Linked DNA regions of Mus musculus: all the other regions are linked to region 1. Evidence: chromatin loops called from intact Hi-C (ENCODE). Cell type or tissue: heart. All regions are shown on one strand.

What was found. A loop is a pair of places that touch in the nucleus more often than their neighbours do. Peaks named below come from ENCODE experiments on the same cell type or tissue, not always from the same donor. Only the 100,000 strongest peaks of a DNase experiment are listed, where the experiment ranks them.
Region 2: a loop joins it to region 1, with 2.4 times the contacts of the local background. A loop is called at or near these places in 10 of 42 quality-filtered maps.
Region 3: it touches region 1 in a loop (4-fold over the local background); 15 of 42 quality-filtered maps call a loop at or near these places.

The regions. Positions count from the first base shown.
Region 1 is chr9:110,867,332-110,875,331 of GRCm38, forward strand. Tmie (transmembrane inner ear) reads right to left here. Exons shown (of 6, transcript NM_146260.3): 3 at 6,465-6,695; 4 at 3,300-3,417; 5 at 117-266. The coding sequence starts at 6,560. Among named protein-coding and RNA genes, the nearest start is that of Tmie, 8.7 kb to the right of the region's middle. In heart, CTCF peaks have their summits at 3,931 (motif pointing left) and 6,641; a DNase peak (open chromatin) is centred at 3,866; H3K4me3 peaks cover 712 bases; H3K27ac peaks cover 487 bases; H3K27me3 peaks cover 4,027 bases.
Region 2 is chr9:110,640,635-110,648,634 of GRCm38, forward strand. Nbeal2 (neurobeachin-like 2) reads right to left here. Exons shown (of 54, transcript NM_183276.2): 2 at 3,996-4,084; 3 at 3,783-3,911; 4 at 3,586-3,667; 5 at 3,375-3,493; 6 at 3,078-3,160; 7 at 1,751-1,836; 8 at 1,377-1,659; 9 at 1,137-1,243; 10 at 777-857. Among named protein-coding and RNA genes, the nearest start is that of Mir8107, 8.5 kb to the left of the region's middle. In heart, no CTCF peak of the experiment used is centred here; DNase peaks (open chromatin) are centred at 3,408 and 4,787; H3K27ac peaks cover 2,254 bases; H3K27me3 peaks cover 651 bases.
Region 3 is chr9:110,725,213-110,733,212 of GRCm38, forward strand. It overlaps Pth1r (parathyroid hormone 1 receptor), which reads right to left. Exons shown (of 14, transcript NM_001083936.1): 2 at 6,326-6,428; 3 at 4,383-4,517; 4 at 2,686-2,796; 5 at 2,466-2,584; 6 at 2,199-2,293; 7 at 1,758-1,953; 8 at 1,231-1,384. Among named protein-coding and RNA genes, the nearest start is that of Gm35775, 13 kb to the right of the region's middle. In heart, a CTCF peak has its summit at 4,832 (motif pointing right); DNase peaks (open chromatin) are centred at 719, 6,840 and 7,559; H3K4me3 peaks cover 1,758 bases; H3K27ac peaks cover 1,827 bases; H3K27me3 peaks cover 1,600 bases.

The DNA.
Region 1 (8,000 bases):
TCTCTGAACCAGCTGCAGCGAGAGGGCAGACACAGGTTCAATTGGAACAGTGGGAGTGAGGAAGTGGCTGGCTGCAGGGTCCAGGGCAGGCTGCAGTTGGACTGAAACCTACTTACCTCCAGGGATTTCTGTGAGTTCATTAAGGGGAGGCACAGTCTCCAGCTTGTCTGTGTACATCTTGGCCGCCTTTCGCTGTAGATACCGAGCCTCGATCTCCTTCCGCGTCCGTGGCACCCGGCAGTTGAAGACACAGCATAGCGTGATGACTGTATAGATGTCAGAACAGGTTTGGCTGGTATAAGGTCTCGGCCAGGTTGAGTGGTACCCAACTAGTCCTGACTCCATCTGCTTAAGCTTGTCTCACAGGAGATTTCTGCAAAAGCCTAAGGTGACCTCCCAGGCAAAATCTGACTTTACACAGATGCACGTGGCCCCATACTTAATGTAATGCTTTACTGTCAAGTTCTTTAACAACTTGGACATGAAGCCTGAGATTTTCATTTGTAGTAGCCCACAAATTCTATAGGCAGTCTTGGTGTGATAGTCTCTGATCACACCGGGTACTAGAGGAGAGTAAAGTGAAGGGCTTAGGTATGGCTAAGGCTACCTAGAATCACCCTGTGCCTCTGACCTGGAGCACTCTGGGTGCTCCTAAGATACCCCAGGTTTCCTTCTCCAGCCTCCTTGTCACAGACAGAGGTGCCTTAAACACCCAAAGGTGTGACTGCATCCTCTTCAGCTTCCCTAAGGACAAGCCTGGACGCTGGCTGGGGAAGAAACCAGTGAGGCCGCCCAGACCCTGTCCCAGGCATTTACTTCTGAGGGAGTTATCCCCGGGATGTTTTTCTGGTTAAAGGCAGCAATGCCACGTCAACTGGGTAGAACATGGAGCTGGCCTGTCTAGTGATGGGCAGGGCAGGGCTGCCAGGACCTGGCTGGCTGGGCAGAGTTTATTTTTCTAAGGCTCCCACAATCTGACCACTGTGGCCCCAGCCCCTAGGGAGGGGGTGGGGCTGGTTCCTATTATAAATAATGTGACCAGACAGAACTTCCCGGCAGGCTACTGAGGTGTAGAGGGGCCCAGGCATGACAAGCCAGGTCTATTTTGAGGAAATGGATCAGACCAGGGAGTCTAGGGTCATCTTATTCAACCAACGCTGTGGACCTTGAGCCAAATATTTTGCTCCCATTTGTCTTGCCCAGACTTTAGAATGGGAGACGTAATGGGAATGGATGGATGGACAGACGGACAGACAGATGGATGAGATATTGTCCAAAAGCCTCCACTGCTGGGAACTGAATTGGGTTCCTTTGGGAACCATAAGCATCCAGGAATATGCTGGGGTAGGAAGAGGCTGGCTACACTAGGGCCCCGGTGTATGGCTCTCTGGGATTAGACCTGAGCCCACAATGGTCTCTTATTACCCAGAGTGCTCTGCTTCAGTCTTACCCAGACCCCTGTGTGGATGCTTTGGACTCAAGGTTTTTCTCATGCTCCAATCCTACTGGCTTGGGTCATCTTTGTTAGTTATTCCAATGTTACCCTGAGGACCCTGCTAAGGCTCCATGTAGCTGGTGCCAGGTCCTGGGAGCCCAGAGCTCAGAAGAAGCTGTTCAGGCAGCTGTTGGCGGCCAAAACCAGGATCACGTACTGCCTGCCCATCCAAACCTGCCCTGCTTGCTTCTCTTCAAAGAAAATGAATAAATATTTGGGATCAAGTTCTGAGGCCCAGGACAGAGCTGGGAATTATGGCGACCCCCAGGGGAACTTGACTCACCCCTAGTCCTCATCCCTGAGGGAACTGGGGGTGGGGCAATGCTCCACTAACACCTGCCTGAGTCCAGGCAGCCTGGGAAGCAGAGAAGATAGCTCCCCCGCCATCACCCCCAGAAGCTATGCTATGGAAGGTGCCACGGCTGACCTGCATCCCTGGCCTGTCCCACTCTAGGGAATGCAGTTAGGGGTGGAGGAATGACCTCCACGTTTGACTCTGCGAGTTTCTGGTGTGGCCCCAGGCCCCTCCACCAGTCTCTGAGAGCAGGGCCTGGGAGAGGCTTCAGGTTCCTAGCTGTTACTCTGGGGGGTGGGGGTACCCCAGACGTGTTCCCTTCACTGCTCTGGGGCTCCTTAGGGCAACTGTCCCTCAACTCTGCCTCTTGATAACAAGAGTGGTCTCCCTCAGGATACCATGGCTCTGGCTACAGGCACACCTTTTTGGGGGGCAATCACTGAGCTGCCTCCTCTCTAGGTCTTAGCTGGGGATGCAACCAGCTAGTTCCCCAGATGTGGGAGGAGTGAGTATTCTCTCTAGAGAACACTTCGGGTGCCAGGAGACGCCTGTACGAATCAGACGTCTTGAGAGCCTCTCACATCTGGATGGCTTCTCTGTGACCATTCAGCAGTCTAGGCCATCTCTTGGGAAAACTGCCACCAGAACTCAAATGTCACTTTAGCCTCCATTTTGGGTACATTTTGGTGATGTCCCATAGGTTTTATCTGAGACCTGGCATAGAGGCCAACTTCCGCCTAGCTTCTGCCCATAACTGTCCCCTCTGGAGACACTTCCCAGCCAGCCTCCCTCTGGTCCACAGCTCAGAAGACCACTCCTCTATGGTCTGTTGTAAGTGGATGGCTATCTTTTCTCTTTGCTCCCCCTCCTTGCTCTTGCTCTGTGCCCTGGTATCCCACCTGGTCTGCTTTTCATTCAATTTGTCGTCACTGACCAACTCCACAATGGGAGAGGGGCGAGGGATCCATACCAATCCCATTACATCAGTAAGAGTCCAGACTGGAGGAGAGAAATGGACCCCTGCTTTGAAAAGTAGGTATGAATCATTTCTGGAAAATGGCAGTTGAAGAGGTAGGGCTCAGGGTCTGGAAGCCGCCTCTGCTCGGCGTCTGGGGAGCCTCTGGTGGAGGCTGGCCTTGCTGGGGCCCCTGGGTGTGGGCTCCCTGAATTGGCCAAAGTGCAAGAAAAGCATCAGGAAGCCAGCCATAGGAAAGATGACATGTCCTGGATTCAGTTGGAGTCCCCTATAATTAACATAATTGCCATGTGGCTGCTTCCCTGGGCCCAGCAGAAATCTTTGGGTCACCGCTGGCCCGTCAGCCCTCCACAGGGACTTTGTGTGACTGAGGAGGTGCCAGAGACCACGGTGGGCCTCTTGTGCGTGCTTAGCCTATTTGAACTGCCCAGAATTGCAGCTCTGAACCCAAGGCATACGGTAGGGGCCAGGGATGCTAGAAGGGCTGTGTTCCTCCTGTGGTGGGGTGGAGAGGGCAGGGCACAGCTACTCACTGATGGACAACACGAAGAGCGAAAAGATGCCCACCACGTGCCACAGGCGCATGTCCCAGAACACCACAGTCTCCTTGGTCAGTGGGGGCGGCTTGGGCTTTGGCGGTGCGGTGCTGGGCTGTGGGTCAAGAGAGAACAGAGTGAGCCAGGCCCAGGCTAGCAGGCTGGGATGGGGTCAGCAAAGACTCAGCCCACACATTTTAGAATCCCCAAAAGGTTTCAGACATTCACAACCAACACCCTAGACCTCAAAAAAAAATCCAAGATTCAGAATAAGAGCACTGATCAGAGTCCCAGACCGTGTCACCAGGGACTTGGACTCGAAGGGTGGTTGATGCTTGGGGAAACAAGGCTCAAAGAAGCAAGTGTGGACAGTCTGTCCTAGTCAGCGCGGATGGGGTCTCAGGACCAAGGCCAGAGACAAGGCAAGGCCTGTTTCATGAGCCAGGTGTGCTGCCTGGTAGACTGGTTTTGCTCTCGTCTCCCAATAGAGCCCTACGCCTGGACTACATGGGTAAGACTCTCCTCATGCAGGTGTCCACACACTGGCTCCTGCCTCATTCACTCATCATGCCACCTAGGCCTGCCAGGATAAGCCGAGAAAAATAGTAATGTAGCGCCACCAGGTGGCTATACCATGTAACTGCGGCTAAAAGAGACAAGCTCTGTGTGCTTTTAGGAGGCACAACGAAGCATCAGGTCTAAGGGGACAGGGTATTAAAAGATAGCAACCTGCCTTGCGTTTCTAGAAAGCAAAGGGAATAAATACATCACTGACCTGGGTGGTTTTGAGCTGTGGCTTTTCCCTGGGTGTGTTTGTTTTTTATAGATGCTGCGCTGGGGATTGAACCTGGGGTTTTGTGTGTGCTGGGCAAACACTCTACCAACTTAGTTTCATTCTCAGCCAGTCCTGAGTGTTTCAAGGTTATGTGACTCTGTCCTGGGTGTCTATGGGAATGTGGCCGTGCCTTATGGGAGAATATGAGAGAGGCTAGTTCTGACTAGAAATAGATATAATCCTGTCTCTGTCAGAAAGTTTGGCTAAGGGACAAGAAAAAGGGTGAGACCGGGCATTTGTGCAATAATATGTCATCTCCTAAATGATCAGTAAGGATGGGCTGGAAGCGTCCCTTGTGGCTATCTGAGAAAGCAAAGCCACCTGTTTCTCAACCTCTCTCCCGTTCCCACAGCCCCACTGCAGTCTATATACATAGATAGGCACCTTCCAGAAGCCAGGTACCTCCTCATCTAACAACCACCACCCATAGGGAGGGCGACCTATGCCAGGCAACCCAGACTCACTGAGACATAGACCGGTATGTGACGTCTAAGCTCTTTTCTGTTCACTAAGAGGGACTAGTGTGGGAACCTCTCTTCTTTACTCTGAACCTCAGGTTTTTTGTTTTGTTTTGTTTTGTTTTGTTTTGTTTTTCCCGAGACAGGGTTTCTCTGTGTAGCCCTGGCTGTCCTGGAACTCACTCTGTAAGACCAGGCTGGCCTCGAACTCAGAAATCTGCCTGCCTCTGCTTCCCGAGTGCTGGGATTAAAGGCGTGTACCACCGCGCCCGGCTTGAACCTCAGTTTTTCTTCCTGTAATTGGAGTAGGGTAGTGCCAGCTGCTTCTGGGGACCCTCCAATCTGACAGCAAAACTGGCGATAATGTATGACTAAATCAGCATTATCTCTTGGTGGATTGGGAAACCCCCGAGAGGGCAGAGAAGTGGGTGGATACATGGCATGTGTGGCCCTGTGGGCACACATATATGGGCAGAGGGCATATGTGTGGTTGGAGCAATGTATATGTGGTTAGGTTCCTGATTGCAGCATCAGAGTTGGGAGCCTGGCAGTGGCTGCTCCCCGTCTCACAGGCCTGGTGTTTTGGCCTGACTGACTGACTGACTGACTAACTGGAAGATCCTGACCAGGCTCTTGGTGGAGGGTGACGGGCAACCAGGCATCTTAAGGTAGGCCTCATAAAGGTAGAAATTCTGAAACTTGGAGGTCCTGTGTCCTTCAGAGGCACAGCCTGGTAGAGAGGTACCCACCCTGCAGAGCAGGACGGAGAGGAGACACGGATCCCAGCCCTGCCTGTACTTCCATGCTTCCTAGAAGAAAGGCCTTGCATGAGTGGTAGGCAGATGGCCTCCAAATGCGATTTCCTCTCCTATGCCGGGGAGAAGATGAACTCCTCCGAGCGGGGAGACTCCCTGCCTCAGAACTGACTAGCCTGTGGCTGCAGCCTTTGCTCTGTGCAGGGGCCTCAGGGCAGTTGGTGAGAGGCCCGAGCCTGCCCCTTGGGGCCCAAGCCAGCCTGGCTCCCCTTACAGGGGACCGATACGTGACTCAAGCAGCCTCTTCCACAGCACTGGTCAGTTGCAGAAGGGACACACTACACAGGGGTACAGGTATCTGTATCACGGGGTGTTGCCCTCAGACTCACCAGTTCAAAGCTCTGCCCCCTCAGAACCCTGAGTGTGGCTGACTCTGTCTTCCATCCCACCCTGTCTGTCCCTTAGCAGCTGCCTCCCAGGCCTCCACTCTGTCCTCCTGCCCTTTTGCCTCCTGACTTCTAAGTCAGTTCTGCTACCTCCTATTGGAAAGGTTGCAGGTGGCCCCAGTCAGGCTACTGACCAACTTCCTCCGCCCACCCATCTTCTTCACCTCTCTGGGCTGAATCCTCTCAGCCCATCCATTCTGTGACCTTTTCTCGTCATTCTCTTCCAAAGAAGAATTGTTGAGAAACCTTCCACAGTTCCAGTAATCACTAGATCCTAGGTGGATTTTCCCGGGTCTGGCCTAAGGTAGGGAGACGTGTGTAGAGAAAGGCCAGTTCCCCTAGCATACCCTAAACCCAGGGTCCGAATATCCTCTATGAGACTAGAATTCAAGAAAACTAAGACCTAAAAGTCCCCTTTCCCCATCCTCTAGGAAAACAAAGCCCAGATGGCAAAGCTGTATCCCTCCTCCACACATGGACACAAACTCCTTGTGTCCCTGAAGTCAGAGGCTGTGCTCCGCCGTCAGACCAGTGCCTCTAAGCGTGAAGGGCAAGGGGCCATGTCACCCCACCAAGCAAGATGAAGGGATAGAGACAGCTCCACGCACCCGCCGGCCCCTGCCTCGACGGTGCCAGCATCCCGAGCCCTCCATGACGCCGTGCCTCACCTCTACCAGCTGCGTGGCGACACCCGCCAGGCAAGCCCCCAGCGCGGCGCCGCCCAGCGCCCAGAGCCGCCCCGAGCCATGCTGCCTCCCGGCCATGTTCTCTCGTTTGCCGCGCGCTCCGGTGCAGGTCCTGAGAGTCCAGGGGGCTGATGCACAGAGCTACCAGGTGACTGTCCCTGGCCACCAGCAGGCGGAGACGGTGGTGGTGGCAGCGGCCGCGGAGAGTTCTGGCTGCGGGAGGTTGAGTCCGCATCATTTATTCATCTTGGGTGTCAGGTTCCCGGGACGCCACCTGCGCCATCACTGCTGGGGTGAGGGTAGGTGTGGGTGGCACCCCGCCTAAGCTATCAGACCTTTAGACCTCCCATTCCACTCAAGAACACTGAGGTAGAGGGAGCAGGGCGGGAGGAAGGGAAACAATTAGGGGTAGGTCCTTGACCAACATATACCTCCCACCCCCCACCTCCACCCCACCTCCACCCCCGATCCTTCTCCCTTGGGCCTCAGTTTCTCCACTTGGGACAGAGGAGGGGCTGGAATTGACTGATCTAGGAGGCCCTTCCCATTCTGACGTCCTGAGTTTGGGGAAAAAATGGTACTGGACTTGGGAGGGGGCAGAGCGGGCATGTTGCCATGGTGACTGACAGGCACTGAGGGATATCCTGGACTTTCTAGGCTGGCTTCCTGCCCAGAGGCAGCTCTGGTCACCCTGGACACCAAAGCAGAGGGAGGGGAGGATGTGGAGAAGCAGAAATACTATAGTTTGAGCTGGCCATATGTTGGTGTTGTGGAAGGCGCCTCTGCTCCACAGAACAAGGTCAGCTATCCCTGGAGGATCATTTTCTGACCCTGCTGAATATCCTGCAATATAGCCTGGGTCTTGACTCTAGCAAGTCCTTAAAGTTGGTTCCCTGTGGGAACATTGACTGCCCAGGGATGGAGTTTCTGAGCAGCTGTGGAGACCCAAGGGAGGGGCTGTGGTCTTAGAGCCAAGTAGGAGCTGGGAAATGGAACTAAGCTATGCACAGTCCATCTCACTCTCCCATTTTCCTTCCCCACTATCACCTGCTCGCTGAGTGCTAGCAGAAGCAGGCCCAGCATCTCTCTCTCACCAAGAACAGCTGTGGAGGCCAGGCCCGGCTGTGTGAGGGGGGTGGGGGTGGGGTGGGGTGGGGGTGGGGACTCCTCAGCAAGGCCTTTCCAACTGGGTCTCATAGGGCTCTATTCTAGATGTGCCATTGATGGATAAGGATGGAGGCCTCAACAGGGAGCAGAAGGCCAGTTGCCCTTCAGGGACCCCAGATGACAAGGCAGCCAGGAAAACGGCTGCTGTCTGAAAAGGACTGTAGGCCCAGGGGGCCCATCAAAGTCAGGCTCAACAGTAGCTGGCAAAACCTAGGGGTCGCTTCATCCAAAGCAAGCAAGAAACAGAATAAAATCCTAAAACAACACTACAGGATAAACCCTTCCCCGCTGCCCCCAGGAATGCTTCTTCAACTGCAGCAGCAGCAGCAGGTCTCTGCCTCAGCCACAGGC
Region 2 (8,000 bases), 230 kb before region 1:
GCCCCCTGGGCCCTCTGCACCCAGCTCTACCAAGTCCCCCTGGGATGTGACCTCAGACAACCTTCCCTTCTCCTGGCCTGTAAATAAAGTCAAGGGTCAGGGGAGTCACCTAGCTCTGCCTGACTTGAAGTTGGATGCACAGGTGAGCTCACAGAAAGTCACACTGGGCAATAAGCACGGGAGGCTGCCTTTTGAAAACAAGGCCAGAGCAGAGGCTCAGGGGTGGGGACCAGGTGTGAAGCCTGTAGTCCTCTTCCATCAGGTGCTGGGCCAGGGCACAGATGCTACTGCAGTCCACACCCTGACACACACACTGACACCCTGCAGTTTCTAAGCCCCTTGGGATGGTGAGGCACGTGACATATTTTAAGAAGCCAGATCTGTTTAGTATAGGAAATCAGGAGCCACAGAAGAAATGACCCCTCAGGGACTGCCTTGGTAAGTGATGACAACTTAGTGCCTGAACTTCTGTGCCTCCTTCTGAGAAGCAGGGGATGGGGTAGGTGGTAAGAGTTTCGAAGGTTCCTTCCAGCCACACCCAACACCCGATTCTAACACCAGGTAAGCAAAAGACCACTTCCTGTTGCGTCTCTAGGACAGGACTTTGAAAGGTGGGGTAAGAGGGCATGGGAGAGTCACCCTCCCTGCCAAGTATGTTACGCCTCAACGTATCTACTTATCCACCATTCTAGAATACAGGAAATGGTCAGATAAGGAGCCCAGGGGTGGGTGGCCAAGGTGGTTGCTGCCTGAGCTTCTCAGCCCCAGGGTGGTACCTTCTGGACATCGGGCTCAGTCAGTAACCAGGTAGCCAGGTCACTGTCCCCCTCAGGGGGCGCCCGGGCCTGCAGGTAAAGCTGTGGGGAGGGGCAAAGCAGAGGAGAAGGAGATGAGGAGAAGAGGTTAGAACAGGACCAGGGGGGAGCTGCTGGGGTTCTGCACCAGTGGGAAACAGTCCTAGTCAAAGTTCTCCTAGCAGAGTAGGGCCAGAACCCGAAGGGACAAACCTTGCCCAGGCTCCAGGCCCTCCCACTGAACACAGGCCACAGCCACGTTTGCTCAGTAGCAACCTGGGGTTTCTATGTGATTCTCCCTGGGTTCCAGGCCTTCCAACCTCCGGGTGGAACCCCACCCACCTTGCTGTTCTGGATGAGGCGAATAAGATGCTCAAAGCAATTGTTGCTAAGGAAGGTGGCTTGTAGCACTGGCCGGTCCTCACACGCCAGCATCATGGGGATAGCATCTGTGCAGGGGTCAAAGTCAGACTCCCCTACAGGTACCTTTAAACAGCCCGCCTCCCCTCCTGGCCAGCCAGCCCTGCCTTTCCACCATCACATGGGCATTCCCCTTCCCAGGGCCTGGGCGCCCACACCTACCGAGCATGCTGACCCGCAGGGTGACAAGGGCCTCTTCGGGGCTTGAACTTGGACTAGTTGGCCAGTCAGCATTGAGAATGTGGAAGTAACCCTCAAGCAGGGTACGCAGTTCTGGTCCTCGGGGTGGTGCTCGGCTAGCATGCAGAACGTGCACTGCACCCACCAGTGCTCTCAGAGCCAGTGGCACCTGCTGGGGGTCCTGAGCAGGGCCACGGCCCCAGCCCCGCACCACACCTAGCAGTCCCTGCACAGAGCCAGCACTCACAGCCATCTGCCCATTCGCCTATGGGTGAGGAAAAATGGCAGTAGACTCACCTAGAAGCAAGGTGCTGAGAGGGCTGCCCCCTGGTCCACAGGCTCACTACCCAACCTACCTTTCCTCCTGCAAGGATGGCACCAAAGAGGTGGATGAGCCGCAACAGCAACGTGGGAGGCAAACGCTCTGCATCCTGCAGGTTCTCTGGGTAGTAGGCAGGGCAGGACAATGTCACCAAGGTTGTAGGACTATGGTCCAAAGGACTGCACAAGAGGTGGGATATCCCAGCATGGGGATGTGGGGCAGAATGTCATGGCTGTACGCTAGAGGGATTTCAGTGGTGCTTGAGGGACATATGGTCCAGCTCCAGGAGCCTAGGCAGCTTCCTAGATCCTTATGTCCAAAAAGGAGGGCTTCCCAGAGTGCCACACAGCCACTGTGCTTCCTTCCCCACAGAGACTCAAGGTTTAGCTTCTCAGATGCAAATCTGTAACTTCTGCCACTGTCACAGTGGGAGTTCCTGGCGCTCTGACCTGGGGACCAGGCTACCACGGGGGAGTAGTAGGGGCTTTCACAGCTTCACATGTGGCCCTGTCCAGCTAAGCTGGAAAAGGCACTGGGCAATGGACTGAAACCTGGAGGGCACAAGGGTCCAGGTCTGGGTCACATGGGGAGGAACAGGAGGAACCGGATAGGCATGGGGACAGGAGAGGGGAGGAATGAGCATCAGTCCTGAGGATGTCAGGCTACCACTGGAGGGTCCTACAAATGGGTGGGAACAAATCTAGATGGTTCTAGGAGTGCCTAGGCTGTAGGAAATGGAGGAGGGCTCCAGCTACCCCCACCCCACCCCACCCCCAGTTCTGCTCTCCTGGGGTCATGTACTACTGACTTGCTAAATGATCCAAAAGGATCCGCCTTCCCACAGCCCTGCTTGTCTCTGTCCTGCCACTTCCTGCTCAAGTGCTGGCCACTGGCTCTCCCATGAGAGGAGAGGGGGTGCCCAGAAGAGAAGACAGATGAACAAGTTAATGAATACAGCCAGGGAGAACAAACGGCCAGAAGGGCTTCTGGGCTTCACTCCTCCAGGGATACGGAAGCAGAGGGGTAGCTGGTGCACACAGGGGCTGGAGGGGGGGTAGAGCCTGGGTAGAGACTACAGGGGCAGAGAGACTGGACAAGGAACAGTGCCTGGGAGGAGCCAGGAGTGAAGGAAGATGGGAAATTAAGGGGACAGGTCAACACCCCACCTGAGAGACAGTCCTCATCTCAGCCTAGGACAATATGACTTTGCCCAAGCCTGCCTTTTCTTCTTCCTCTCCCCCTAGAGGTTCCCGTGTCTCAGGCCAGACCACCAAGGAGTCCCTGTCTAGTGATGGGATTAGGCAACTAGGTTTTGGAGGCAGGACCAGGTGGGGCCTGGGGAAATCAGGGTGGAGCCTAACCTTGGAAGAAGGCTCCAAATTCACAGGGCAAGGCGGCCGGAGGGAACTTGTATTTGCTCTTCTCCTTGGAGCTGATGACTTCCCTGGGGGTGGGGGTGGGGGTGGGGTGGGGAGAGTTGGGGTGAAGCCGGGCACTGGGCACTGGGATCCATCAGCTGAACTGTCACCGCTGCCTGGTCGGGTCACTGGTCATTCTCCTCCAGCCTGCACACAGGCTAGTTCCATAAGGCCAGTGATCCCATCCCTTGCCTCCCCCTGGCCTCCTGCGGGTCACCCTGTCTGAGGGCTGAGTCTCACCCAGTGAGCTGGCGCCGCCAAGTCTGGTAAGGGTCAAAGAGCCCTTCACAAAGGAGCAGGGCATGCAGGGCCACGTTCTCTAGCTGGGTCCCATGGCTCTCCTGTGAGGATCCTTTCAGCTGCAGTGTGGGGACAGAGAATAGACGGAGGGTTAGGCAGCCGTACCTGCAGTAGCTGTCTCTGCCCTATCCAATCCAGGTAGGTCCCTCACCTCAGCCATCAATACAGTGAGCAACGCCAGCACACGGGGCACCAGTACCTGGCCCCAACCAGCCTCTACGTTCTCTAGGTTCCTGGGGGGGGGGGTGAAGAACAGGAGAAGTCATGCTAATGCTGAGGTCTCCCTCACTCCCGGGCCCACCCATCCGTGCCTCTGGCCACCCTGGGAGGACAGCAGGGAGAAACCACCTGCAGAGGATGATAAAGAGCTTCAGCAACAGCAGGGCTTGATCCAGGTCGTCCTGGTCCAGCTGCTCCGCTAGTGCATGTAGAGCATCTAGGGGTAGCAGAGGCACTTCCGCACCTGCCTCCTCTGGCCTGGAAGAGGGGAGCGAGAGATGCTGAGTGCCGAAGGGCAGTCCTACCTGCCTGGCCCTGGCCTCTGTGCAGGCTCAGCCTTACCTTCGAGGTTCCAGGGAGGATAACGAGATAGTCTTCTCGAAGACACCCACAAAGGCCTTCAGCCATTGCTGCAGGTAACCAAGGTCCTTCTGTTGACAAGAAGAGTTCAAGAGGATGAGAGGGTAGAGAATCCCACTGAAGAGGGGAAAGGTGGAGTTCTAGAGGATAAATGGATTCTAGGTGGAGCGATGGGGATGGAGAAAGGCAGAGGACGGTAGGTCAAGCAGGACGCAGGGCCGGGACGTGGAAGGTCAGAACCAGAGGACTGTGGTGTGGACAGGTCACCTCCTGGACCTTCAGTCTTTGTTCCCACCTTTCTGATGGTTGGGACCACAGAGACCTGACACAGGCAGAGGAGGAGCTTAAATGGGGCGTGGCTCTAAGTGCTGCTGCCCCATCTACCATTCATAGCTACCTGCTCTCTACCCAAACAAAGCCTTGGCCTGTGTCCTGTCCCACCACCTTCGCCTAGTTCTGCAGCCACCACCTTCTGAGAACTTTCTGGCGCTATGGGTCCCAGGATGTACACACAGGGTTGGACGGCAGGCACCCAACACTACAGCGTCCTTGCACAACAGCCCACCCTTGCCCTGAAACCTCTACCCACGTTTGCTGTTTACCTGGACCCCAGGCCCCAGAGTTGGTTCCATGGACAAGTGGGGTGGGTAGTGGCTGAGCCCGTGTATGGGCGCCGCCAAGGAAACTATGGTGTGAACAACAGAAAAAAAAAAAAAAAAAACCATTTCCTTTGCCCTTGCTGGGGCAGGAAGCGCAGAGTCACGGTGGGGGAGGGAAGCCGCTTCCTCCCAGCAGACCGCAGGGATGTGTAGGGGCCCTGGGGCACCCTGGGCTGCTAAGATGCTGTGGGCAGGGCCTATGGCATATGTAGTGGGGGGTCACATTGCCCTGGGTGCCATCTTTACTGTTAGGGTGCCAGGTACCCTTCATTCAAAGTACCCACATTTCCTGACGTGGCTTAATACCTCAAGCCTAGGGAAAATATGCAAGACTGACCCATATCTTTGTTCCTTCCCAGGACCTGGCCACCCACCTGGTTTCCGCAGGTCTTTTGCTTGGTGGTACAGCCAGCCATTTGCCCTAACTTAATGCCAATTCCAGGACATGGAGGTGGGACCTGGCCTGTACATTGGTCCTTCCCCACATCTGGAGCCCAACCAGGGGACACCAGAGAGCAATCACCTTTCCCAGGTTAGGGAAGAGCCCAGAACTACACTGAGAAGGAGATGAGAAATGGCAGTCAGTGCTTACGAGCCGGGCCGAGACTGCTCTTGGGGGCAGGGACCTCACACCTAAGGATCCCCAGAACCTTATGGAGCAGCGCCTCTCAACCTTCCCGATGCTGGGGCCTTTAAAACAGCGCCTTATGGTGTGGCGCTCACCCCAGCATAGCTTTTGTTACTTCCTAACTCTAGTTTTGTTACTGTTATGAATCATATAAATATCTGCATTTTCTGAAGGTCTCAGGCAATCCCGTGAAAGGCTGAGGACCACTGGTTTGGAGGATGGCTGGCTTGTTTATGCTGCCTGTGGCTTCCATGTAGCATACCCTGACCTGGATGGATGCCAGCAGAGATGGGGCAGGCTCCCCCAAAACCTAATGGGAGCAGCTATCCACTGTGTCTGGATGTCTTCTTTGCCCATTTTATCTATTATTTATAGCATGCATGTGTGCATGCATGGGTGTGTGTGGGGGGGTGCATGCTTGCATGTGCATGCATGCATGTATGTGTGTGTAGAGCAGAGCTGTATGTCTGTATGACTCTATCACTCTCCATACGGCCTCTCAAGTCCCCAGGATCTGCCTGTTTCTGTCCCAAACACCAGGGTCACGAACATGTGATGGATGTCATGTTCCACTTTCCATGGGTTCTCAGGAGCCCGACTCAGGCTCCCTGCTTGTGAAGCAAATACCAAGTCACCTCCCCTGGCCTGGATGTTGTTGTTGTTGTGTTTCACCTGTTTGTTTCCCTTTCCAAGCCTTCCTAGCAATCGCCTTCCCCAATCACCAGGAGACCAAGGTGCCCAGACACTGAGAAGCCGTATTACCTGCACGGTTACCCTGAAGGCAATGCAAAGGGAGTGGGGGTGGGGGGAGGGTTGCTTGTTTGTTTGTTTGGCTTGCTTTTTGACACAGTGTTTCTCTGTGTAGCCCTGGCTGGCCTCGAACTCAGAGATTCACCTGTTTCTTGCCTCCCAAGTCTAAGTGCTGGGATTAAAGGCAGGAACATGCTACCACCATCATCACCACCACCACCACCATCAGCACCACCATCCGGCTTTAGTGGGGTTTTAGGGAAGTAATTTGATCAGGAAGGCTCTAAAGGTCAATGGATTATCCATTGATAGATTTGTGATCTGGGCTACTGGGAAGGGGAGGAAGTGCCGTGGGACATACCAGAAGGGTGTGAAGAAGTCGTGTCTTGTCCCCGAGCACTTACAGCTGGCCTGTGCGCATTCTCCCGTCCTTTGTGTCTGACTTAAGGTAAAGCAGCTTCCCTCTGCCTTGCCCTTCTGTCATGATAGCTCTGCCTTGTCACAGGTATAATACATACGAGTAACAGAGCCAGACAACCACGGGTGGAAAACTCCCAAACCACGAACCAAAATCAACCTTCGCTTCTCTTAGGTGACCCTCTCAGACACTATCAGAGAGATGGCGTGAATACATCGGGGCTTCTAGAGCATTTCTGCTAAACCCGCTACGGGACGTGGAAAGCCTCAGAAAAGACTCAGCCCCTTTTGGGCTGAAGGCGTCAGGTCTGTTTTAGGCCAGGAAACCTAAGCTGGCCATCTGACCCTGACTTCTGCCTCAGTGGCCTCATAGACCCTTTCTGGTTTTAAAAATATCCTAATATTGGGCTGGGGAGATGGCTCAGTCAGAATGCTTGTGCATAAGCATAGAGACCCGAACTTCCATCCCAGCACCACATAATCAGAAAAAGCAGCGCTTGTTCTAATCTCAGCCAAGGGGAGGCAGAGGCAGGCAGGTCGGTGGAGCTCAAAGGCCACCCAGCCAAGTTTACAGGCTTTAGGTGTAGTGAGAGAGCCTGTCTCAGACAATTAGGTAGAGTGAGGAAATCACATATAATTACTAATTTTTATGTGCACTGGTGTTTTGCCTGCATGTATGTATGTATGTCTGTGTGAGGGAGTCAGATCCCGGATCTGTGTTTCTCAGAATCTGGGCACCTTGGTCTTCCAGTTGATGGGGAAGAAAACTGCTAGGAAGGCTTGGAAGGGGAAACAAAGAAACAAACCACATACAGACATGTGGGTGCTGGGAATTGAACCTGGGTCCTCTGGAAGAACAGCCAGTGCTCCTAAGCGCTGAGCTATCTCTCCAGTCCCCTATGACTCCAGCTTTCTATCCCTTAGCCTGTCTAGTCTTGTAAACTCTCCAAATTGGGGTGAGTCAGGTTCAGGGCTAGGCCAATCAAGGCGGGCTTCATGAACTCTGAAGGGGCATGAAGGAATCTCAAAAGCACAGAAGTGATAGGAGTAGCTGCCTGTCCATGTCTTCTGGGCCTCACTCTTTCTCCCTAGGAGGCCTCAGGCCAGCTCTGACCTGAACACCATTGCTTGAAGCTATAGTGCTAAATATCAGAGTCTCTAGAGAAGCAGGGATCAGAAGGCAGGGCAGGGCAGTGAGCAGGAGCAAGATGGTTGGTGGTGCTGCTTGTAACAGGGTCCAGAGCCTACAAGTTGTGTCTGTGGGGGGCTTGAGATCTGTATCTTTCTCAGAGCCTCTGCCTTATTGGCTTCTTCCAGACCTTTCCAGCTCTGAAGGGGACTCGAAGGACAGACGAGGAACAACCACACAAGCCAAGCCCACCCAAGAGTCCTTCAGCCCAGGAGGAAGTACTTGGACCTTGCTACAGGGGAGAAAATAGAAGGATGGATGCTGGTCATTGCCCTAACCCGTCCCCAACCAGCCCCAAATATACTCTAAGAATATTGGGAGAGAAAGCTCCCCTCCCAAGGGTT
Region 3 (8,000 bases), 140 kb before region 1:
CCCTAAACCCTGTGACTTTCCTCAGCCTACGGCCCCCATCCCTCACCCTAGGCACGTGGCTATTTAATGCCAACCTAACAGCCTGAGGGGCCAGCCCTCAGGACTCAATGCAGCTCTCTGCCCCATTTAGGTTCCTTGCTTCCTGTGAGCACCTGTGCATACCTGCTGGGCATATGCAAAAACTAACACTGGTATGGACAGCTCATTCTGCTCTGGTCTTAGAGCACCCATGGGGAGAGAGCTGGTGACTAGCAATCGTTCTGTTCTGAAACTCCCTCTCCAAGCCTGGATTGAAAGGTCCTAGCGTTCACGGATGAGGTAGATAAAGTAAAGGTTAGCTTCCAGGGTGAAGGGAGCCCGATTCCCCTCCCTCAGCTTCATTCCCAGCCTGGTGGATCCTTGGAGGGAAAAGGTGTCACCTGGGTTTGTGGTAAGGGTGTGACATTCCCAGATCATAAGGTTCTGTGTGCTCCCTAATCCACATGTTTCCAGCCCACCCACATGCCTTCTAGCCAGCAGCTTGTGTTAGTTCCTGGAACCAGGCCCAGATCTGCCCGGCTCTGGGACTTGCCATGGTGAGGTCAGGGATAGGGCATGTGCCAAGGGCCAAGGAGGCTGTGGAGATGAGGGTTCTCTAGATGCTGAGCCCAGGAGCCTCGAGCCACTGGCCTACCCCTCCACAGTCTGGCAGCTTTCCCCAGGGCCCAGCCAAGCTCTGCAGCTGCCAGCCACGATGAACAATTATCAGTAACCAGATCCTAGGACCCAGGTGGGGGGGATGGTAGGACCGCAGCATCCCGGAAAGCAGCCGCTGCGCTGCAGAGAGGCTGAAGCTAAATGGGACTGAGCTCTGGTCCTGTGGCTCTGGACCTCACCTCCTGGTAACAGATGCAAGCCCCGCCCTCACCCTCGGGGATCTGGGTAGGAGGCTCCAGACTACACCCCCAACCCCAGGCTGATTGCTGACTGAAGATCTCACTCTGGTCCCAAGTTTAACCTCATCTCGTCCCCAGGAATTATCACCCGAGGAGAGCTGAAATGCCAGGCAGGCCAAGGCAACAGCACCCGGTGAACCCTGCCCATAGTCACGCTGAGTCCCTTAAACCTGGAATGGAGTTAAAGTCACAGCAGGATGGGCAGGCCCCCAGCCTGCTACAAAACAAGAGAGGCAGGACATGCCCCCTGAGAGCGCCTTACTCAAGACCCAACCCACCACACTGGTCTCCGTACCCCAGCCAAAGATGGTGAAGCCCCACAGATACTTCTTCTCTGAGAAAAAGGCCATGAAGATGAGGCTGTGTAAGTACAGTCCCTCCACCAGAATCCAGTAGTAGTTGGTAGCCAGGAAGTAGAGGAAGAAGGTCACGGCCACACGGCAGCCAGCCTAAGAGACCAACCACAGTTAGTTCCAAAAGGTAGAACCTGCATCCTATAGGCAAGGTTTGGTCGCATTAGGGGGAGAAGGAAGTTAACTCTAGGCTGCTGGGTTGGGCTGCTGTGGGGGTGGGGTGTTAGCAGCAGGTAGCAAGGCAATGGGGAGGAGAGGCTGGGGCGCTCCAGTGTTGGGGAAAGGGGGTCACTGGGAGTCGCTAGCAGTAAGGGGGGGGGGTAGGTGGTGGTGGGGTGAGTTGAGCCGCGTGAGGGTCCCTGTGAGGTGGGTTTGCTGGCCTAAAGCTGGAGGAGGTAGCAAGAGACAGGCAGAGGGAGGGATAGGCTGCAGGTGCGAGGGACATGGTGGGTGGCAGAGGGGCACTCACGTAGCCAACGGCGGCAGCGGCGGGCGGAGGCGGCACCTGCGCGATGATATGCAACTCTTCCTCCGTGAGGCGCTCGGCCTCATCCAGCGTGAAGCCAGAGTAGAGCACAGCGTCCTTCACGAAGATGCTCGCGGCGCGCAGCATAAACGACAGGAACATGTGCATGTGGATGTAGTTGCGCGTGCAGTGCAGCCGCCTGCGGGCGTGCGACATCACCTTGGGTGAGGGCACGGGGGTCGGGGGGGAGGACGCAGCGGTGGGCAGGAAGCTGGGCTGTGCGCCGTAAGTGGGGACATCACGCAGGGGGGATGGATGCAGTGAAGGGGGAGAAAGGAGGCTCGCACCCTGGACCCCTCCAGATGCACCCCGGACCCACCCTAGACCACGCTCCACCCCTCGCCGGCTTTGCCCTGCCTTCGCCCCACTCCTCGCCCCGCCCACCTAAAATAGGCTAGGATGAGCACAGCCACGGTGAGGGAGGCAAGAGACATGGAATATCCCACGGTGTAGATCATGCCCAGGCGGTCAAATACCTCCTGCGCAGGTGAGAAACAGAAAACTGGGACTCAGGGTGGGCACCAAGGGCAAAGTGGAGGACAAATTAAGGTTGCTGGAGAAGTAGAGACTAGGAGAGTCGGCTAGGTTGAGGTTCGCTAATGGGGCAGGTGTGGTCTTAAGGGTCAAGCTTGGGAGGGAGGAGGTGCGCACCCGTTCCCGAGTCTCATTGGTCATGAACTTGAGGCACTCGCTGTAGTTGGCCCACGTCCGGTTGTGCCCTGGAACCACCTCCCAGCTGCCATTGCGGTCGCAGCGTCTGTAGGCATGGCCTGAAGGGCCATGGGACAGTCAGGACAAGCAAATGGAGATCTGGAGCCACTGAGGCTCTGAACTCCATTTTAGGTGTCCCCACCCATTTGGCTAGCCTCACCTTTGTGGTTGAAGTCATAAATGTAATCGGGACAAGGTACTGCCACCACTTCACCTGGTGCCCCCAATGGCCAGCAAACGATGTTGTCCCACTCTGGCAGACAGGGACGCCCTGTGCCCAGAGAAAACACAGAGTCAGGTCCATAGCTAAGGCCCAGGGACATGAACACACTTGGGGTTTGATTCCCATGGGGGCAGTGTGCCCTGTGACTGGAAACATTAGGTTTGGGGCATTCTAGAAAGAATATGTTGAACCTTTACCCACATCCCCTTACTCCCTAAACCCAATGGCTTCAGAGAATTTACTGCAGTCTCCGTGATGGAAATACTGATACGATTCCCAACCTGGTCTGAAAAAGGTCAAGAGCAGTGGATGCCATGCTGAAGCTACACAAAGCAGGCCTTGGCCGCAAGGCCTCAGCCTGGCCTGCTCTCTGAGGAGACTTAAAAAAAAAAAAAAAAAAAAAAAAAGACATTGTTTCACTCTGTAGACAGACCAGGCTGGCCTTGAACTCACAAGGATCCACCTGTCCCCAGTTTGAAGAAGAACCATTTTCTCAGATTTCCCCTCAGCTTGAAGGCTCCCTACGTGACCCTTCCCTAGAGACCACAGAAGGAAGTCTGGTTCTCCGTGCCAGCTGAACTTCTAAAGCGCTGCTAACCTCACACAGGTGTCCCCTGCTCTCTGCATTTCCATTTCCTCTTGGGAAGTTGACGGATATCAACCTAGACTCCTTCTATCCAGGCCTGCCTGGAAGACCCACGACCGACCACTCAGTAGGTGTACCATCTTCTAAATCCGAGCGCTAATGTTGAATTTCAAAGGACAGTGACAGTCTCACTTTGGAGCCCTGACAGCCATGCTAAGTGACCTCAGAGGGTCCCCAGCCTCTAGATCATTGCATTCCACAGCAGCTTACAGCCCCCCCCCCCCTACTGCAGGGCTTTGACCACAGGACTCTCTAACCTCCCTGGAAGGCAGCCTTGAGGGCTGGATCCGCCCAGCTCGGTGAAAGGCTCTCTGTCCTGGGCGCCATATTCCCAGCCCCACCCGGCCAGGCCCACAATTCCCTCTGGTCCCTGGGGAGCCACAGGGTGACCACAGGCTCCCAGATGTGGCCCATCTGGAATCTGCTGCCCACCCTGCTGGCTCTAACTGGCCTTGTGGCCACAGCTTGGGCTCTGTGTTTGTCTCTCCTCACCTCCCCGAGGCAACCCTGTTTCCCTCTCTCCTCTTCTCTCCTTGTCCCACTGTCTGCCTCCACCCTTCTGAGGCTGCCCTCATCTCTTGCTGTGTCTATGGGTCTTCCCACTATGTGTCTTTCTGTACTTCCTTTGACATACCAGACTTCTGGGTTGAGCGTCTTGTTCCCTTCTCTGTCTCTCTACATCTCTCCCTGACTAGTCTCTCAGGACTCTGTCCTCTCTCTTTACCTCAGTGGATCACGGGTTTCCTGCAGCTCTGGGTCCTTCTCTGGGGAGTCAGTGCATCCGTTCTGCACACTTTCTTGTATGCCAAGGCCTCCCAACTCACCTGACTCCCCACCCCTATGCGTGATGCCTCCTGGCCTGCTTTTCTGGGAAGGGAGCTGTGGTCTCTGACTTTCTGTAGGAACTCACATTGGTGGAGACAGGTGGATCTGAGCCTGGTCAAATGACTGCCTAAGGAGGGGTAGGGCACAAGATGGACAGACATACCTCGGCGCCTGCTGCCGGTGGGCACATCCTTGTTCTCTTTAGACTCGGGGTAGAACTTTCCCGGTGCCTTCTCTTTCCTGGGCTTCCCTGACGTAGATGCTGGCGTCCACCCTTTGTCTGACTCCATTATGTTGGCTGGAGAAATGGGGGTGGTTCTAGCCATCGGCTGTGCTGTAACCACAGCCCTGGTTACTGCCCGGCCCCTCACCGGCTCCCCCTTTTTACAATGAGTTGATCCTATCAAGGATGCTGACACTCAGGCTGCTGGAAGATTAGGGAGGACAAGCAAGTGACCCGGGGGTGTTTGCTAGGTGGAGAAGCAACCAGGAAACAGATGTGGTTGGCAGAGGTTCAAAGGGGGTGACTGACATATGAGGTGGGGTCACCTGGGAAGTGGAAAGGATGGCAGGCCAGGAGGCAAAGCCTCGATGGAGGAAACAGCCCGCCAGAGGGCGCATGGCAGAAACTGGGAGAGGTGGATGGAGGTAAAGGTGATAACCAAGTCGGGCTAGCCTGCTGTGTGGGTGACACAGCCAGGAGTAAAGAGTGCATTGTGTTAGGAGTGGACACACGAGCCCACCTTCTCCACCCTCTGCCCGAAGATACTCGGGTCAGGGGCTTGCAGCTTCTACAAGAGCCCCTGAAGACACCACCTGAGCTGGGGCCTGACCTGTCCTCCTTGAAAAGACACTGGAGGCTTCTGTCCTTAGCCAGAAAGTCCTCACTATCTGACTTGTGTGACTTCAGCTGTAACCCAAGCTGGGGTACCTTGGGCACCCTCCTACGTTGGGGTCCGTGGGAAGCTGAGTCCAGGCAACCTGTACTGGGGTGACAATGACTGACAATGACTGACAATGGGGACTGGGGTGACAATGACTGACAGCATTCTCGCTCAGGGAGGGGTTCTGTGATAGATGAGGAGCCAGAGATGTACCCAAACTGTGGGTTCCACAACTAGGAAGAGGGCCCCATTTAGGATCATATGAGGTGTTCATCTGTCCCTACCCTCTGTGTGACAGGTGGGCCAGGATAGGTGGAGCTTGGTCTGCAGAGGAAGTTTTTACAAATGTGAACAAAGTCCTCTTGCTTCATAGAGAATCTGTCACCATTTGCTTGTGTCCTGGGTATGCTCTACTCCCAGCCCCCAGTAACCCGAGAGCCAGCTCCAGAGAGAAAGCTGCTCTGGAAGGACAGACAGTAAGCAAGGGTGATGAGATTGGCCAGACCTCAGAAGCCTGGATGAATGCCAATGTAGCCCATACCTGCTTCCAGGAAAGAGACTCACGGAAGGGGGCAGAGAGGAGACCCAAGATGGGAGATGCCCTCCTTACCCATGGCCAAGGTCCCTTAGAGATGCTGTGTGTGTGTGTGCGCGCACACACGCGCGGTCCAACGCCCTCTGTCCAGGCTATCGGCTGAGTGACACACACATCCCTGTCCCATCTAGTTCTAGGGATGCTGGTTCTATGCAGGAGCTTCCCATCCTTCCAGGCATGGCATGGCTAATCTTCTCTTTAAGGAAGTTGGCCCAGCCCACCCTGTTTGGACCAGCGCCCTCAGCAAAGTCCCTGGCTTGCCCAACCCCATCTAAATCCACTGGGACCCCGTGCTTTGTCTGCCTTCTCCATCTGCAAAGGGAGACCCACACATCTTTCAGCAAGTTTTCCAAAGGCTCTTGTCTCTCTCCCCCTCCCCAGCCCCCACATGGCCATGCCTGGGTCTGAGAGCTCCGGTGGGCAGACAGCACTTTCCCGAGTCCCGGAAGGTAAGGATCGCCTGAGCCTGTTGACTTCACCCTTGCCCGATCCATCTCTTTTAGGCCTTTACTCTGGCTGGGTCTCCCTTTCTTGAGCCCACCCAAGGTTAATGCCTCCAACTCCTTCACCCGATTGTCCCCCGCTTCCTAGACTCCCACCCTTTTCACATGCTGACCCCACCCCCACCTGCTGTGTGCAGAACTTCCTTGAGCAGCTTGTCACATTGCGCCTGGGCACGGTGCAGCAGGAAAATCTGTTCCTCTTTGGTAAAGACATCGTCTGCGTCCACCTGCCAAACCAAAGGTCAGACTGTAGGCAGCACTTCCAGGTGAGGCAGCTGGTTCCAAACTCATGCAACCTCCCCAGGGATTTCCCCCCTTTCGAAAAGTGATCCCTTCAGAGAGAATGTGGGGAGTCGGGGAGAGCATCTGCCTTCCAGAGCCTCCCTTTTAAAGTTTGAAGCCACGGTAACTCAATGGCTAGGACCTGCCCCCTTGCAGGGAGGAGAAAAGAATTGAAGCTGTCTTGTCTGTCTGTCCAGCAGTAACCCAGCATCCACTGGCATTCTTTGTCTAGTAACCCCCCCCCCAGGGGGGGGTGTATGGGAATGGTGGAATGTCCCAGGATGGAGCCTCACAGGGTCCTGACTGCCTGCTGGTGATCCAGGGTTAGATCAGGAGTGCTGAACTCTGAGGAGATAAATCCAGCCTGGATTCCTTCAAGTTTCAAGGCCCCCGGGGACCATGACAGCCACCATTTTCCATGCTGACCCAGTGGTCAGCCGGTGCTTTTCCCAGTGAAGGGTCAGAGTCTCACCCTTCCTACTGAGAGCCCCAAAGAGGGAAAATGGAGAAGCAGTGGGCTGGGCTGCACCCCCACATGCAGCTCGGCGCAGTCCTAGGAGCCCTTCATCCCACTGGAAGTTCCTCCATCCTAGCAGATGCTGCGGAGGACATGTGTAACTCAGCACAGGCCTTTGCTCCTGCTGACCTCTCTGAAAGAATGTCCTCTCTCCACTCTGTACACCCACGGGGACCCAGCAACATCATTTTAACCCCGGAAGAGAGAATAGTGCAAGGGGTCAGGGAGAGTCTCTTTCTGAGATGGTGGCTGCTGGAGGAGATCTGAGTCTCCCCTGACTTGGAAGCAGGGGCCAGCATCTTGCCTGGAAGGAGTACCGGGTGGGATACTCTGGGACAGCCCGGGGCAGTCAGAGCCATGTACCTCAGACCTCATGACTCCCCTAGAAAGCCTACCTCTTCCTTAAACTCCAAAGAACACAGCCTGATCACCCTGAACCGACAGCTCTGCCAGCCCATGCCTGGCCATGTAGGCGGGTCTCTTTAGTAAGGGTGGAGCTACGAGAGGCAGAGAACTTGGAGGCCTGGAAGGAAGGAGGCGGGTCAGGTTAGGGGCGGGCCGGCGGGAGGGGGCGGGCGGCCCGGGTCAGGGAGCCCGGCTGAAGGGAGAAGTTAATTGACCGCGTCTCTTGGCGGCAGCTGCTCCGGCTTTCAGGCCAAGGAGTCTCCAATTGGCTCCGCAGAGTTTTGCTGGTTTTACTTAGCGGAGGCGCGCTAGCGTCTTTGCGCGTGCGTGTGACTGGCTGCGCACACGCTGTCTGGCCAGTGTGTGAACTTCTGTGTGCCCCGTTTCTGTTAAGTTCTCATGAAGGAACTGCCTAACTCGTAAATTTGGGCCCTGGAGCCTGATGTGTTTGTGAAAACGCATGTGTACATGTTTGTGGGCTAAAGACTTTGTGAGGGCTTCTGGGAGCGTTGCCGAACTTCTCTAAAATGCATGTCTGTGTCTGCTGCTTCCGGAGCCTGAATCTGAAATGGACCCTCAGGACTCAGCTAGCCTT